Regions from separate parts of the Homo sapiens genome. Here region 1 is linked to region 2. A link is a loop called in an ENCODE intact Hi-C map of the cell type or tissue named here. Cell type or tissue: OCI-LY7. All regions are shown on one strand.

Region 1 (8,000 bases), 170 kb after region 2:
GTAAGGAGAATGACTAACTTTTGACTGAGGATTTTGAGTAAATGCTTCTATTCTTTTTTGTGGGGTACTACTCTCTTTATCTTACTGGATGGGAGATAGTTGTGGGTTTTTTTCCCTAAATAATGAATTAGTCTAATTTAACCCTTTATCTTGAAAATTAGTGAACAATCCTATAATGACTCATTTGGAAGTCACTGCTTAGCATACTTACTGAAAAACAAAGAAAATATGTAGTTGGAAAGCTAAATTGAGTAACTCCTTGTTTTTAGCAGATTATAAATTTCTTAAAGGCAGGTACAGGGCTAAATCTATCTTTGCATCTCACAATTTTTAGCAGACTTTTTTACACCTAGTAGGAGCTGGGTAAATAATAGTTTATCAACTTCACTGGCATAACAAGGCCTAATTACACACATGATCACATACACATGGATTACCTGTACAATTGAAACTGGACCCTCCAGGAGAGCGAGTGCTTTACTTTGACCAATTTAAATACAAATCTCAGCCTTGTAAAACATCAAATACAGAATATAATTTAATATTCTCTCATTGATTCATTGTCATAGTATGAAAATCAGTTATTGAGCTATATCGTGAGAATGGTGAATTTGTGCTGTTAAAACTTCACCTCCTCCAGGCATATCCACAAGGAGAAATGGCAAACAATGGGACAAAAAGAGGAAAAGAGATAAAGTGACTCTGTCAGTCTTTACCAGTAAAAGTCATGGAATACTGCTCAGCACATAGAAACATGCTGTAAGTGTTAGTTGCTGCTATAATTATTTAGGCAGCTCCTTTATTAGAATCTTTGAACTGCTAGTATACATTCTCTGCATGGAGTATAGAAACTTGAAAATAAATACAGCATAAAGAAATCAGAACACTTATAAATTTCTTATGACCGGCTATAAAATTCAAAAAATCAACAGTATTCAATTCTCATTGACCTTTTTATGTCCTGCCTCATCTCTCAAAAGAGTACTTTTGTAGGCAACAATAATACATATTTCCTGGAGAGAGAATGAGGCACAGTGGATGCCTTTGTATTTATTGTGTTACCTTGGGCAAGTTCCTTGACCTTACTGAATTTTAGTTGTTCCATGTGTATAAAGGAGACAGTGACATACCTGTTTCTGGTTGTGAGGTAATAAATGAGATACTTTGTAAAAGTTTTGAAACACTTCATGGGCACTAACTAATTTGTAATCATAGTATCTTGAATGCCTATTATGTGTCAGGCCTGGTGTTAGCTATTGGTGATTTTAAAATTAAGTTTGAGGATATAATTTTCGGAGGTGTTCACAAGTAGACATACTTTGGATTTGAGATTAGAGAATTATGTAGCATTATAGTGGCCTCTGAGAGTTAAAGGTCAAAATAGGATGAGATTTCAGGTGTAGAAGATAATTCACACCATTGGAAAGAATCATAGTGTGTGTGGTTTATTTTTAAGCATTAAATATGTGGTCCCATATAAACCAACTTAGCAGTACCAATTGGCATACATGTGCGTACTGTATGTAGTTTTAATACTTTTATAAATATTGCAAGATTTGGAGCAGTGATGAGGTGCCAGGTATTAGAGAGGTGATTAAGAGGAGCTAACAATGGCTTAAAGCAAAATGGTGATTGTTAACCTGGGTTTTATCACTACTGCAAAGCATTTTCAACCCTTCTGAAAGGATGTCCTGTGATGTTGCAGGTAGGTTTCTGGAAAGCATACTCTGAGATAGAGTTAAGTGTGCAGGATGTTTACTAAGGAGAGTTCTTGGGACCAACCCCACAGAGGGACAGGGAGGGGAGCAGGACTGGGCAGAGAGAGAAGGTGAGCTGCAGTTCAGGCCAGAGGATGAGGACAGCCTCTGCTGATCCTGCAGAAAGCTCTGCCACTGGAATGACCTTCAGAGAGTCCCACAAAGGGTTGAGATCTCAGGGCTTCTAGTACCCTCTTGATCATTTATTGAATTATTGGATATGGATTATTCTAGGAAAGAGTGTGCTTGAGGTAGTGCAGCTCTCTGCAGCAGAGACAGTTCAACAAGAGGCAACAAGACCTTGAAGGGAGAATTGTGCCCACCAAGTGAAATCTACCAGAAGGGTAAAAAAAATTAACAAAGATTGCATATTCTCACTTGTATCTGGGAGCTAAAAATTTTGATCACATGGAGACAGAGAGTAAAAAGATAGATAACAGAGGCTGGGAAGGGTGAGTGGCATAGGGAAGAAAGGATGAAGAGAAGTTGATTAAAGGGTACAAACATACAGCAAGATAGAAGGAATAGATTCAATGTTTGATAACAGAGTAGGGTGACTATATTTAACAAAAAGATACTGTACTCAGGCGATGGACACCCTAAATACTCTGACTTTATCACTATGTATTGTATGCATGTTGTAGCATTTCTCATGTACCCTATAAATTTGTACAAATTAAAAAAAAATAACAACAGAAACTTCATGATGCCTAGAGCAGACGTATCTAAATGCTTACCCCAGAATTGAATAAAAATTGTGTATTGCTGCTAGGGAGAAAAGGCTTCACTGGATTTGGGTCAGTTTTTTCAAAAAAGCTGTGATCTATACGGTTTTTAAACCCCTAACATTCTCCTTGGAAATAACAATCAATCACCTACAAATCAGAGTCTCTCCCACCTGGACTGAAGCCCAGTCTGGGCGCATAGTTCTTGCATCTGACAATGATTTAATCCCCAGACAAATTTTTATACTTTGAACTTTTTATTATGGAAATTTTTTAAATGTGCACAAAATGGAGATAATTGTGTAACAAACCCCCATGTATGCATCATGAAGCATCAGCATTTTGCCCTTCTTGTTCCAGAGAAATTTTTAATAGCACAAAGCACAGCCTCCCGTGTTGATCGGAGACAGATCTGGAGGGATGTGTCCTCGGAGCGGGGTGAGATTTCACAATGTTTGAAGGTAGGAACATCTCTTAATAGCACTGACGTGAGTGCAGTTGAAGCTGTCAGAGCCACGGTTCTGGGAAGTGGCACGCTCACCCCCACAGTCCTCCGGAGTAATGCTGGGCCATATACTCGCATTTCCACTGTCCCAGCTTGCCTGCTGGGCCGTGGGAATTGGATTTGGACCTGGAATGTGTGCTGATGCCTGAGGCTATCTTAATGCTTCATGGCACCCAAGAAGGCCATACTTGGCATCTCAAAAAAGGTGCAGGGCATTTAACATGTTTGCTTTAGTTTTGTAATTATGCTGTGTAACCGAGGGTCCTCTTGGAAATTGTTGCAAATGAAAGTGAACTGTCCAGTCGTCCGTGTTCTTGGCAAATTTTCAGCCCACTATAAAGCGAAAATCAAAATTTCTGTTTAAGAAAGGAGTATCTTCAAAAAAGCTTGCAGACAATATCTAAAGCAATGTTTGAAATCTTAATAGAACCCTGTGACTTGAACACCTAAACTATTTTTTAAAGTTTGATTTTGTTTTTAATTGACACGTACATATTTATGGGGTATAATGTGGTATTTCAACACATGTATTCATTGTGTAATGATCGAATCAGAGTAATTAGCATATCCATCACCTCAAATATTTGTCATTTCTTTGTGGTGAGAACATTAAAAATCCTCTCTTCTCGCTATTTGGAAATATGCAATACAATATTGTTAACTGTAGTTACCCTATAGAGCAATTTCTAGAACAGAACTTTTTCCTCCTGAGTGTAACTTTGTACCTGTTGACCAGACTCTCTCCATCATCCCTCCCACGATCCCTAGACTCTGGTAACTGCTATTCTATCATTTCTGATACCCTGCAACTTCAAGTCCCCAGGTGGCTCTGCCAGAGCGTTCACGATGACGTCCCATTCCTGTTAAGCTATGCCTCTATCCTCAGTGGAAACAGCCCGGGCGTTCCTAGGAGTGAATCAGCAGTCCGCTTTATCCCTTCGAATTGAGCAGGAATTTGTTGGTTGTTTGGCTCCGGAGCAGGTGGCGGCGGGGGCTGTGGCGGTTGCGTTTCCTCTTTGAGGTGGGGGCTCAGCTGTTTCCTTGGTCATGCGCCCCTGGTAAGTGCCTGGAGGAGGCAGAAGGCCAAGAATACAGCTGAGACTTGGTCTGCTGCCAACTCCCAGCAGCTGCTGCTCTGTTCTCTGAGCTGGAACCGACTCCAGGCTGCTATGTGGCCTGATCTGGCATTCAGGGAGGGGCTTCAGAGGAGTGTCACTTGCATACTCTGAGTGACTTAGCCCACCTGCTATTTTGTGTGTGTGTAACCTAATTCAAGTGAGACTTCTCCAACATTCGAATTACATGAAAAATGTTAGGTCACTGAAAGAAACAAACTTTTCGCTCCTTTGGAGGCCAATGAATTTGCAGATCTTAAAGGAATGATTTTAAAAGTTAAAAGCTGAGTGGACCACCCTAACTCAGAATACATGAGTTTAATATAAGTGTGTCTTGGTTTATATTTATGTCTGTCTACATATGCACAAAAGCAACTTGGAAAGAATACAGGACTAGAAGAAGAACAGAGTCTTAGGCTTTATGTGGCCTTTATGTAGATAAATATAAAGGACAACAGCATTGCCCTTGGCCTAAGCTTTTTTTTTTAATATGATAACAAGATCATAAGCGGCCTAAGCTTTTTTTAATATGATAACAAGATCATAAAACTCTCATGAAATTATGAGAGCTTGTTTTTGAAGTAAAAATTTAAAGTAAGTGGAAAGTTCTGAGCAAAGTGCTATACATGGACACTCTAAAAATATCTGCAGAATCAAAATGTGTACTTAGATACCACACACATACATCCATGTATCTAGTTCTACATTGAAGTAGTTAATAGGTCTTTTCAAATGACTTTAACACTGAGTTGTTTTGTATAGTGAAAACATTCATTTGGAGGTAAGAGGTTATATCAAACATTCAGGATTTAGTCATTTCCTATATTTGAGAAACAAGAAAAGAATCCTCTGGGTAAATATTGCATTTGTTCATGAAACCATCCTCATTTTCAAAAGCACAGCTGCAGATGAAGAGCTACTTAATGAACCCTATTCCATTTTGTAAAAAGTTAATACAACTTCCCCCTGGAGTCTCCTAGAGGGCAGGGCTGTACTCCAGTCATCGTTGTAATGCTTGTTCTCATCAAGGTATTTAGTTAGTGTATGCACAATATGTGGAAGGCAGTAAAATGTATCCTGCTCATTAATGGTTTTTTAAAGGAAACGTGATAGAATGTGTGCATTGTTGTGGTTTCTAAAACACCCAGATCATTGCTCACTGTATGATGGCTCAACTGGGCTGTGCCCATATCCTCAGAACCTCAACTCCAACCTTACGGTTCAAAGAATAGTGGTTGGAAGTAGGAGCTGATTAAAAGTGGCAAACCTACTTGGGGGATACTCAGTCAAGGAGATTAATAAATAGTATATACTGAGAATGATACAAATGAATACCGATGTTGTCACTTATACACCCTTCCCTGAATCTAAACCTACCAAGCAGAAGGGAATTTAATTTCTTTAAATGGAGTTATAGGGTATTCCCACAAACTGCTATTTTTTTCTGAAAATTTTTTACTGGTTTCTTGTAGAGGGAAGCAAGCTTAGAACAAAATATTCCAATCAGTGGCTCCACACAAAAATATCCCTGAATTCTTAAGAAATTTTAGCCCAAGTCATATTGCAAAATTATTCTTGACTTTGTTTTCAGTGATTTTGAGTTGTTTTGATTTTGACATTTATTCCAAGCACAAAACATATTTTATGATAATTTAAATGTCTATTTAATTAATCTTGACATTCTTTTGGCATTATTCAACTAGTTTTAAAATTTTTGTTAAATTATTTGGTTGTGTGTAGGTGTAGGGTTTTTATTTTAGTTTGTCTTTGACATTAATTTCAAACATACATTTTTATAGACTAAATTCCTTTTATTGCACATTTTATTAAATGTACTTCTTCTTAATTTTAGCTTTATTAACAATTTTTCCATTATCTTTACTTTTCTATTTTTTGATTAAATGGGTAATTATATTTCAACCACAAACATGCTTTACAGTGTGATTAACACTGCAAACAGGCATCCAAATTAATTCATTATTTTCTATCTCTTCTCAGTCTTTATGTTTACTTTTTCCAAATATAAAATTAAACAGGTTTTTTTGAGATTTGGAAAGGTTAGAATAAACATGCAACCTCAACTATCCCCTGTGGTTCTACCCACCTGAATTGCCACTGGCATCACTATGGCATGCCTTCAGTATTTATTGCCAGTCATGTAGTAACTATTATCCTCACTCATTTCAAAAGCGTATGGATAAAATTGAAGTCCCAGAACCAATCTGTCAGAATTTAGGCTCTGCCTCACCCCTAGAGTGAAATATTTGATATGCTTAATGTATCTATGACTCAGCTTCCTCCACTCTAAAATGTGACTCTTTAAGGGCTAGTCCTATTATCCTACATTCTTTAATCAAAATACTGTCAGGCACAGAGTGAGTCTCCAATAAGTATATTTAAATTGTTTTAAATTGATACTATTTATATTAACATTTAACTTAAGTTTTATTCAAAATCTCAAACTGTATCATAGCAAAACTAGTTTTATTTAGCAATCTGATTTGTGGTAGTGATAATGATAATGGTAAACTAATTTAAGAATGAAACCACAGTCATTTTGCATTGTGATTACGTGTCATAATCTCATGACTAGTTAAATTTATGTATTAATTCATTAAATAACTAATTCATCAAGTTATTATTGAATTCCAAGCATTCTACTAGATGTTTTAGTACAATATTCCTCATTTTAAAATAACTTATGTGAGAGAGGGTTAAGTCACTTTCAGATTCTTCTCAAAGAAGCAGTAATCTTTTTGCATTGACTCTTGGAAGTTGGACTCTATTTGTAGCTTCAATCACTTCTTAATATATTTGAAAGAGGTGCTAGATTAAAAGAAGAGAAAAAGATATGTAAGAGTCCTTCTAGTTAATTAAAAGGAAATGTAATCTAGTCTTAAATTGGATCATAATGCATGACAAGTTAATTTATAATGAAATTTTGCAATGGTATTGATGCAGTATCACTCCAAAATACTGCACTTTGGAAGTCAGTAAGTCTTGAAGATCACCTGCAGTACTTTTATTCTCAAAGAAGAAGAAGAAGAAGAAGAAGAAGAAGAAGAAGAAGAAGAAGAAGAGGAAGAGGAAGAGGAAGAGGAAGGAGGAGGAGGAGGAGGAGGAGAAGGAGAAGAAGAAAAGAAGAAGAAGAAGAAGAAGAAGAAGAAGAAGAAGAAGAAGAAGAAGAAGAAGAAGAAGAAGAAGAAGAAGAAGAAGAAGAAGGAGAAGAAGAAGAAAGAAGAAAGTCATAAAGTAAGTGAGAACACAAATTTCCCTCTCAGGAAATTCACAATGTCCCTCCCTCAGAAATTTCTTGCTACTATTCATGGTAAAGTATCATCTCTGACTTTGTTCTTATCCATTTTGGGGGAAGAGTATTCCTAAATATAGAAGTGTAAATTTTTGGAAGTGTATATTTTTTAATAAATTAAAATAAAATGGAAACCTAAAAAACAGAGCATTTTTAGTATTTGGATGGGCAGCATTTCTTTTCAGTTTTGCAGCATCACCTTAAGTGTGGCATCTTGGTGAGCCTAGTGGATTGCCAGTAGAGCAAATAGCCAATGTAGTCCACTGGCTGGCATGCTATCTTCTCCTTGCTCCTGCTGGAGTCTCTGAAGTGTAGAGCAATCATGGCCTAATCTGGAATTGGCATCTGGGAGTATGCCCAAGCCCCATATGAGTGGTCAGGCCACAGAGTTGCCAGCAGAGAGCTAGTGCTCCCAAAACTGAAAACGAAGTCTACCAGGATATGAGGATAGTTTTGAACCACACAGGATTTTAGATACCTGGGATCTGCCGTTTTTACATTTGCAAATTGCCAAGATTCAAATTACACAAATTATCTATGCACACACATAAATATTTAAAATTATGATACTAATAATGCCTTGTGAGA
Region 2 (8,000 bases):
TGTAAGAGAATTTTGTATTAAACTAAAACTTATGAAATTGCTAATGCTTATCAGGTTTTGGCCCACAGAAACAGCAATTTCATTTTATTTAGTCACTTATGTTCACTCATTTAAAATTCCTATTTACTCTATAAGAAACTGACTATTATTATTCCCAGTTTACAGATAAAGAAACTGAGGTACAGAAATGTTAGGAGACTTACCCAAGGTCATATATGAAATGTTAGTAACATCAGTATTTACCCTAGATGGCCAAAGTCCTGCACTCCTTTAACCTTCCTCCAACTAGGCTTTTCTTCGCTCACTAAAGGATCTCAGCCTTCAATTGCTATTGTTATACAGGAGACATTTCTGTGGCTCATGCAGGATGATTAACTGGAGGCCAACTTTGGTTCATGTAAGTGATCAGATCATTTTGTACCCTTTGTCTAATCTGCAAAGTACAGAAAATGAAAGAAGGTGGAATGTATGAAGGAGGTGAAAAAGAAAACGGCAAAAAAAAAAAAAAAAACAAGGTACAGACAAAAAGACAAAAAGTCAATTAAAAATGGAAGAAAATAGAAGAGGACATATATATCTTGAATGGTGCTCCAATCCCAAAAACTCTTCTAATGATTTACTTTACTAGTTGTGTAACTGCACAATATCCTTGTGAGGCTTTAATTGCTGTCCCAAATTTATAGCTGGGAATTTATGTTTGTCATCAAGTGATTCAGCTACTAGAAACCAGATATCCAAAGTATAAAAGTGAGAAGAAAAAGGAGGAGGAAGAAAAAGAGGAGGAGGGAAAAATGGTCATTAGTTCATTATTTTTCAAATCATGAAGAAGCAGACAAAATACTCAACAATCTATAAGTCTGCACTGGATCTCTGAAAGCAAACGCCAGCATTCAGTTTCTTAATTCAGAGATTAAGAAGTAAGGGGGACAAAATCATAATCATACAGTCCATGGGTAAGAAAGGGCAGATGGTGAAAGAAGACATATACATGTATACACATATGTACACAGAAACATGTATATACGGATGTGTGTATATATGCACATACATGTATTTGTGAATGTGTACACATGTGTATATATACGCACATACATATACAAACATTAAGATTTTCATAAATTGGCTGGGTGTGATGGCTCACGTTTGTAATCCCAGCACTTTGGGAGGCCAAGGCGGGTGGATCACAAGGTCAGGAGTTCAAGATCGGCCTGGCCAACACAATGAAACCCTGTCTCTATTAAAAATACAAAAATTCGCTGGGTGTGGTGGTGGGTGCCTGTAATCCCAGCTACTTAGGAGGCTGAGGCAGGAGAATCACTTGAACCTGGGAGGCAGAGGTTGCAGTGAGCTGAGATGGTGCCACTGCACTCCAGCCTGGGTGACAGAGCTAGACTCTGTCTCAAAAAAAAAAAAAAAGATTTTCATAAATTATGTTAATTAAATAGGAAACAAAAAGTAAAAGAAGAACAGGCTCAGGGAGAAATGTCTATTCCACACCAAACTATGTTTCACTAATCTTTAATGAAAACAGTAAATAAGGCCACAATAAGAAATATGACATTTTTTTTCTCTGATTTTCTTAGTGTCTTATGTTTTATATGGCAGCAAGAACTGGAGATGGAGGATGTCTGGTCCCCTGGAAATAAGTCTCTTTAAAAAGAACATCTACAAATATGTAGAGAGTACACTGTTCTTGGGGAAAAGAATGGGATGCCCTCAAATGTCATCTATTTTCAATGTCAACTTTTGGAAAAATTGTATCTCCGCCTTACATTAAGGTACAGTGATTTCTTTCCTAAATACCATCTGTTCAGGTAGCATACCTGCTGAAAGAAATTGTTACTTCAGTTCTTTGACATATGCTTTGGTTTTGTTCTTATGGGAACTGCAATATTCTTCATTGCAAGCAACAAAATGTTAACTATGGTAACTGTCTTTTAAACTGATTATATTTTTGTTAAATAATGACATATTTCCTACCAATTAAGAAGGAAGGTATATTCACTATAAAGAATTTACAAAGCTGGACAATTAAAAAGAAAAAAATGAAATGAATCCCAACACCCACAGATGACCACTATTAATATTTTCTATATTATTTTCAATTCTTTATATGTAGGTACACATATTATATAATGTAGTAATGCTGTATATAGAGTATCAGTTTCATCTTTTTTACTTTACATTAATCTTTTCTGAGCTTAAATACTCTTCACAATGTGATTTTAAGTATAATAGGGTTTCTCATTAATGTGCATATTGGTCAGGGTTCTCCAGAGAAGCAGAACCAATAGCATGTGTTTATAGATACAGATATAGCTTTATATTATGGAATTGCCTCAGTTAATTATGGAGTCTGCTAAGTTCAAAATCTGCAGAGTGGGCCAGTGGTTTGGGAGACGCAGGCAGTGCCAGTGTTCCAGCTTGAAGTCCCTTAAGCAAAAACAGCCCATGTTATATATGAAGTCTGAAGACAGTCAGTTGGAGAATCCTCTCTTACTTCAGGGAGGATCAGTAATTAAATTCTATTCAAGGCCGGGCGCGGTGGCTCACGCCTGTAATCCCAGCACCTTGGGAAGCCGAGGCGGGCGGATCACGAGGTCAGGAGGTCGAGACCACGGTGAAACCCCGTCTCTACTAAAAATACAAAAAAAAAAATTAGCCGGGCGCGGTGGCGGGCGCCTGTAGTCCCAGCTACTCGGGAGGCTGAGGCAGGAGAATGGTGTGAACCCGAGAGGCGGAGCTTGCAGTGAGCCCAGATCGCGCCACTGCACTCCAGCCTGGGCGACACAGCAAGACTCCGTCTCAAAAAAAAAAAAAAAAAAAAAAAAAAAAAAAAAAAAAAATTCTATTCAAGCCTTCAACTCATTGAATGAGGCCCACTCACGTTATGAAGGGCATTCTTCTCTATTCAGATCCACCAATTTTAATGTTAATCTCAGCCAAAAACACTCTCACAGAAATACGAGGAATAATGTTTGACCAACTATCTTGACATCCCGTGGCCCAGTCAAGCTGAAACATAAAATCAATTATCAGTTATAAGAATGTATATTCCTTTATTTATTAAATCAAATTAGATGAGTGAATATTTAGGTAATTTTTAAATACATGGAAATTTACAGTAAATCACTCCCCTTCTCCCATTATATACACTGGTATTTTATCACACAACTCTTCCTACTAAGAAAGGGCAGAGCTTTTTAAAACACAGCAAGCACATCCTGCTCCACTTGCTACCATCAGCTAGACTTGATGTGTCATTGGAAATGTATTCCATATTTTTTATTCCATTGTTTCTGATCTCCTCATGTGAAATCATCTGTTTCTAGCTCCCATTTTTCTATTACCCTGAGGTGATACAGTACATGGACCTTCACTGTACCCAGCATGCCCTAATAGGTCCTTCTTGACATTTTCTCCTGCTTTAATTGTAGGAGCTAAATTCTATCAATATTCAATGCCTGTCTGACCATCTTTACCGTATCTCTTAAGCCTATTTTTTCTTTGATTCTTGCTTTCAATGAATAAAAAATAAAAAGTAAGGACAAGGTGTGGAAATGGGAGGCACTATTGAGGTAAAGAGAATAAACAATGCTCAGACATCTTGAAAAACAGCACATGTGCAGGAGAGGTATAGCTTGGCATGTTATTTTTCATTATTAAATTTAAAATTATTTGGTCAAGGCAAAATAGAGGGAGATATGCCAATTTTCTTTCTAACTCTTGCAACACCACCCACCCACCTCCAAAACTATTTTTTATGAAGTATAGTCTAGTTATTCATCAGAAGTATTTCAGATATGTCTGCAGCTGTGTTTTTATTTTTAATCCGGCTAAACTGGCCTCTTTATTAGAATACGTTCTCTCTAAAATCTGGAATTAGGTTTTCTATCAGTGTTGGTAATACTGTTATCTGCATTCATATTTTCATATATATATAATTTGAGAAAAACTGCTTCAGAACCTGCAAATCAGACACAATTTTAACCAATAACATGTTTTAAATATGAATTCACTTCACTGTCATCTTGAGCTGTTACGTGCACACTACAATCCACAAAGGCTAGTGACCTAACAAATTGAAGTGACTTGATAGACTTAAAGTTATTTCTTAATGCTCTATTGTAGATTTTACATTTGCAACAGTAACTAATTGCACCTAATATGAAATCTAATTAAGACTTCATTGTACCATCTGTGTTCTTTCATTAAAAGACATGTACTATTAAACATGTATTGAAAAGGAGATACTGAAAGAGTTACTTAAAATTCATTTCCTTCCATTCTCAAAGACTGGATAGTGGCAGAGTGTAATACACTATTGTTATATCCAGTCTTTAATAGCTCCTCAGAGTCATAGCTAATTTTCCTATTAGTTACAGAGTAGAGATTGCACCACCAAATTAAACCTCACAATTTCAGCAATAGGGAAGGGAGAGAAATACACACATTCACATTATTGAGAAAAAGGAAAACAGCTTTGGTAATGCACACACACAATAATTTTCTGTAGGTGAAGTCTTTTCTTCTCTCACCTCATTTAATGCAAATAATAAATATTTTGTTTATTGTACTAGAAAGTTTTAAGATTTCCTCTGCCTACAAATGGACCAACCTCTTAATTGTTATCTCTTGGTGTTACATGATGCAAAAGTTAGCAGGTAAAAAGGAAGGAAATCAAGAAACACATTATTGGAGTGAAATCCACACACCTGCAAAAAAAACTGACTACCATGATTAAACCCACACTAGCATGTCCTATATTTGGTTTGTTTCTCCTCTAATGGTCACTTTATATTTACAAAGAAATTACTGTTTTTCAGTGTTTGTCAAGATGCTGAAATCACTAGTAGAGGATGTTCTCACAGTCTCCTAGTCTTTTTAAAAAGCTAAAAAATAACTGACATTCCCCCTATGTAGGTCTTAGACAAAAAATGCCCTAAGTGGCCTCCAGTTTATTTATATACCAGCAGCTGCAGTCACGTCATCAAGATGCAATAAAACCATCTCTCAGTTTTGCATGCACCTGTTGTTAAAGGGAAATCTGAAACAAATGATCAGGGGCTGTGGGGTCTTAAGTGACAGTGGGACACCAAAATAGTGGATCTCTGGCAATAGTTATATATTTTCAGGGAAGCTGAGCTGGTGATATAGGCATCAGTCGTAAGGGGTTTCCTCCCTTGGTCCTGTGTTAAACTGACCTCCTTATTCATACATGGGTAATCATCAGTTTTCTGGTGTAAAACACAAGAAAATTATGATGGACCAAAGCCTATTTTCCCTTGTTTTTTAAGCTTTGTATCCTGTTGCAGAAGACCCAGAAGCATGTAACAGACTTTTGACAAATTTCAGTGACTGATGGAGCAGCAGGAACTTTAGACCCTGATTCAGGACAATTGCAACCCACACTTGTGAAAGGTGGTTGTCCCATTAGAGTATCCAACAGACTCATTTATGATCGTGGTATTCATAATAACCATATCTAATAAAGCAAGCATTGTTTAGTGACCCTAGAGGATACTTAGGTTCCCAGATGTTGAGTGATTTGCTCAAAGTTACAGAGTACATAGCTGATGCAGAATTAGCATCCAATTGTTAGAGCAACTCTGAAACACCTGGTCTTTTACACACCCCTGAGTTTGAATTCTGACTTTATCATGAGTTTTCTGTCTAAAACTCAGTCTCCTTGTCTGCACATGGTTTGCTATGGGAATCAAATACCATAACTTATATCTGACAACAACGAAGCAACAGCAACAAGAACAATGTGAAAGATGTCTAGAATTATATCTGGTATGTAGCAAGTTACCTTTACAGGCTAGTTCCCACCATCTCTATGAGTGAGCACACATATATACATAAAGGAAGTTTAAAGGAACCTGTAAGGTTCCAGGTCTCCTCTGAAGCAGGTATCTCAGCTCAGACACACCCACCACAGTGAAGATTAGGCTCCGGATCTGGGAGCAGTCAGTCTGCCCTTTGATATAAGGTCCTCAATGTGAGGTGCTCACCACCTTCCTGACCACCTCCTATTCCCTCCCTTTGGGAAGCTGAAATGGAGCCCAAGAGGGAGGAGCATTAGTGGTCATTTGAAGCCATTCTCATGAGAACAAGTGAGAAATATTTGATTCTGCAAAGAGAATTCCATGCTTTTCTGGTTTATTTTTATTTTCAAATGAAGAGAGTTTGATAAATCTTTTGACAATATGTGACTTTCAGACTTGAAGTACATTCTAAAAAGAATATCCCACAGTAGACCCCTTACATCCAAACACACATTAAGATGCTGAATCTCCTTCATCCTTGCAAAGTAAATTCTGTGGCTAAAATGCCTAAGTTCTCTTTATCAACTGTCAGCAATAAGCCATACTTTATTCATAAGCTAGGCTACAGGCAGGACCTGAGAAACCTTAGCATTTTAAGCATATTTAGAAATTCCTTATTTCCATTGCTTTTACATAAAATATAACATTACGATAACATTGATGATGTATAAATGCATTGGGCTCTTGCTATTTGGCAAGCACCGTACTATTCTAAAACATGACAAACAACAATATTCTGTGATAGGTAATATTAGTACTCCCATTTTATAAGGAAAATAAAAACCAAAAAGTGCATAGTGGTCACTCATGGCAGCCACTTATATTGCACTTACCGTATGCTATCATTGTACTATTTATCTTTGCCTCTACCTACCTATGCATATATGTCATATATGTATATATAGTATCTATGTATTCTTCACAACAACCCTATAAGAAAAGAATTTTTTTATCCTCATGTGACAAAATGGAGGTAAGTAGATAATAAGTCACTTGCTCAGACTCACACAGTAATAAGTGGTGCAGAACAGACTTGGGCCCAAAAGTCCAGTTCAGAGTCCATACTCTTAATCACTGTGCTATAATGACTATTAAGTGTTCAGAAAATATTTTTTTTAAAAAAAGGATAAATGTAAGGCCAGGCTCAGTGGTTCATGCCTGTAATTCCAGTACTTTGGGAGGCCAAGGCAGGATGATCACTTGAGGCTAGGAGTTCAAGACCAGTCTGTGCAACAGCAACACCCCCTCTACAAAGAAAAAAAAAAGTATAAAAAATAATTAGCTGCATGTTGTGGCTCATGCCTGTCTTCCTTGCTACTCCAGTGCCTAAGGCAAGAGGATTGCTTGAGCCCAGGAATGTGAGGCTGCAGTGAGCCATGATAGTACCACTGCCCTCCAGCCTGGGCAAAAGAGCAAGACCTTTTCAAAACAAAAACAAAACAAAAAACAAAGAAATGAATGGATGGGTGTACTTTCCCATGGTGATGATGATGTAGCAAATAAAGAATGGAGCAGAAATTCCTGCTCTTATCCACGATGCAATTATGCGTCTCACTTTATTCTAAAATGATTTCAGTTGGCATGGATTTTCCCTTAAAAAACAAAATACTCAGTTTTCTGCATTCATCAGTGATATGGTGAGACATTAATTGCAAGGTGAGCGTAGAGCCTCCTAGAGAGTGCAAATGTATTTTACCTGGTGTTCTTTTCAGTAATTGGATAAAATATTCTAAATATATTGTGGAAAAGTTAATTTAGAAATCAGAAATTAGCTAACAAACTCTCCTGTGAACAGAAGGAAGAAAGTCACTTGGTTTAACATGACCAATTTTAATATTTTAAGATATCAGAAAGGACAAGAGGGGCTGATAGAGACAGAATCTATAGGGATTGCCTGTGATGGGAGATCCAGTGTAGTATGAAAAGCTAAGCTTTTATTATTCATACTTTTCAATTTGCAGGTAATGCCCGGTTCCTTAAAACTGGGAAATCTTTGAAAATTTTAATCCTTTCTAAAAATATAGACTTTATTTTTAGACCAGTTTTAAGGTCACAGAAAATTGAACAGGAAGTACATAGCTTTTCCATATAGCCCTTGCCCCTACACATGAATAGCCTCTTCTGTGATCAACATCCCCCCATCAGTGCTTCATCTATTATAATACAACTGAT

What was found. Peaks named below come from ENCODE experiments on the same cell type or tissue, not always from the same donor. Only the 100,000 strongest peaks of a DNase experiment are listed, where the experiment ranks them.
Region 1: it touches region 2 in a loop (4-fold over the local background); 4 of 110 quality-filtered maps call a loop at or near these places.

The regions. Positions count from the first base shown.
Region 1 is chr3:35,660,709-35,668,708 of GRCh38, forward strand. All of the region lies in intron 1 of ARPP21 (cAMP regulated phosphoprotein 21), which reads left to right. Among named protein-coding and RNA genes, the nearest start is that of ARPP21-AS1, 13 kb to the left of the region's middle. In OCI-LY7, a CTCF peak has its summit at 4,949; a DNase peak (open chromatin) is centred at 4,123; H3K4me3 peaks cover 2,193 bases; H3K27ac peaks cover 3,096 bases.
Region 2 is chr3:35,488,044-35,496,043 of GRCh38, forward strand. No RefSeq gene overlaps it. Among named protein-coding and RNA genes, the nearest start is that of ARPP21, 150 kb to the right of the region's middle. In OCI-LY7, no CTCF peak of the experiment used is centred here; a DNase peak (open chromatin) is centred at 4,988; H3K4me3 peaks cover 1,669 bases; H3K27ac peaks cover 2,738 bases.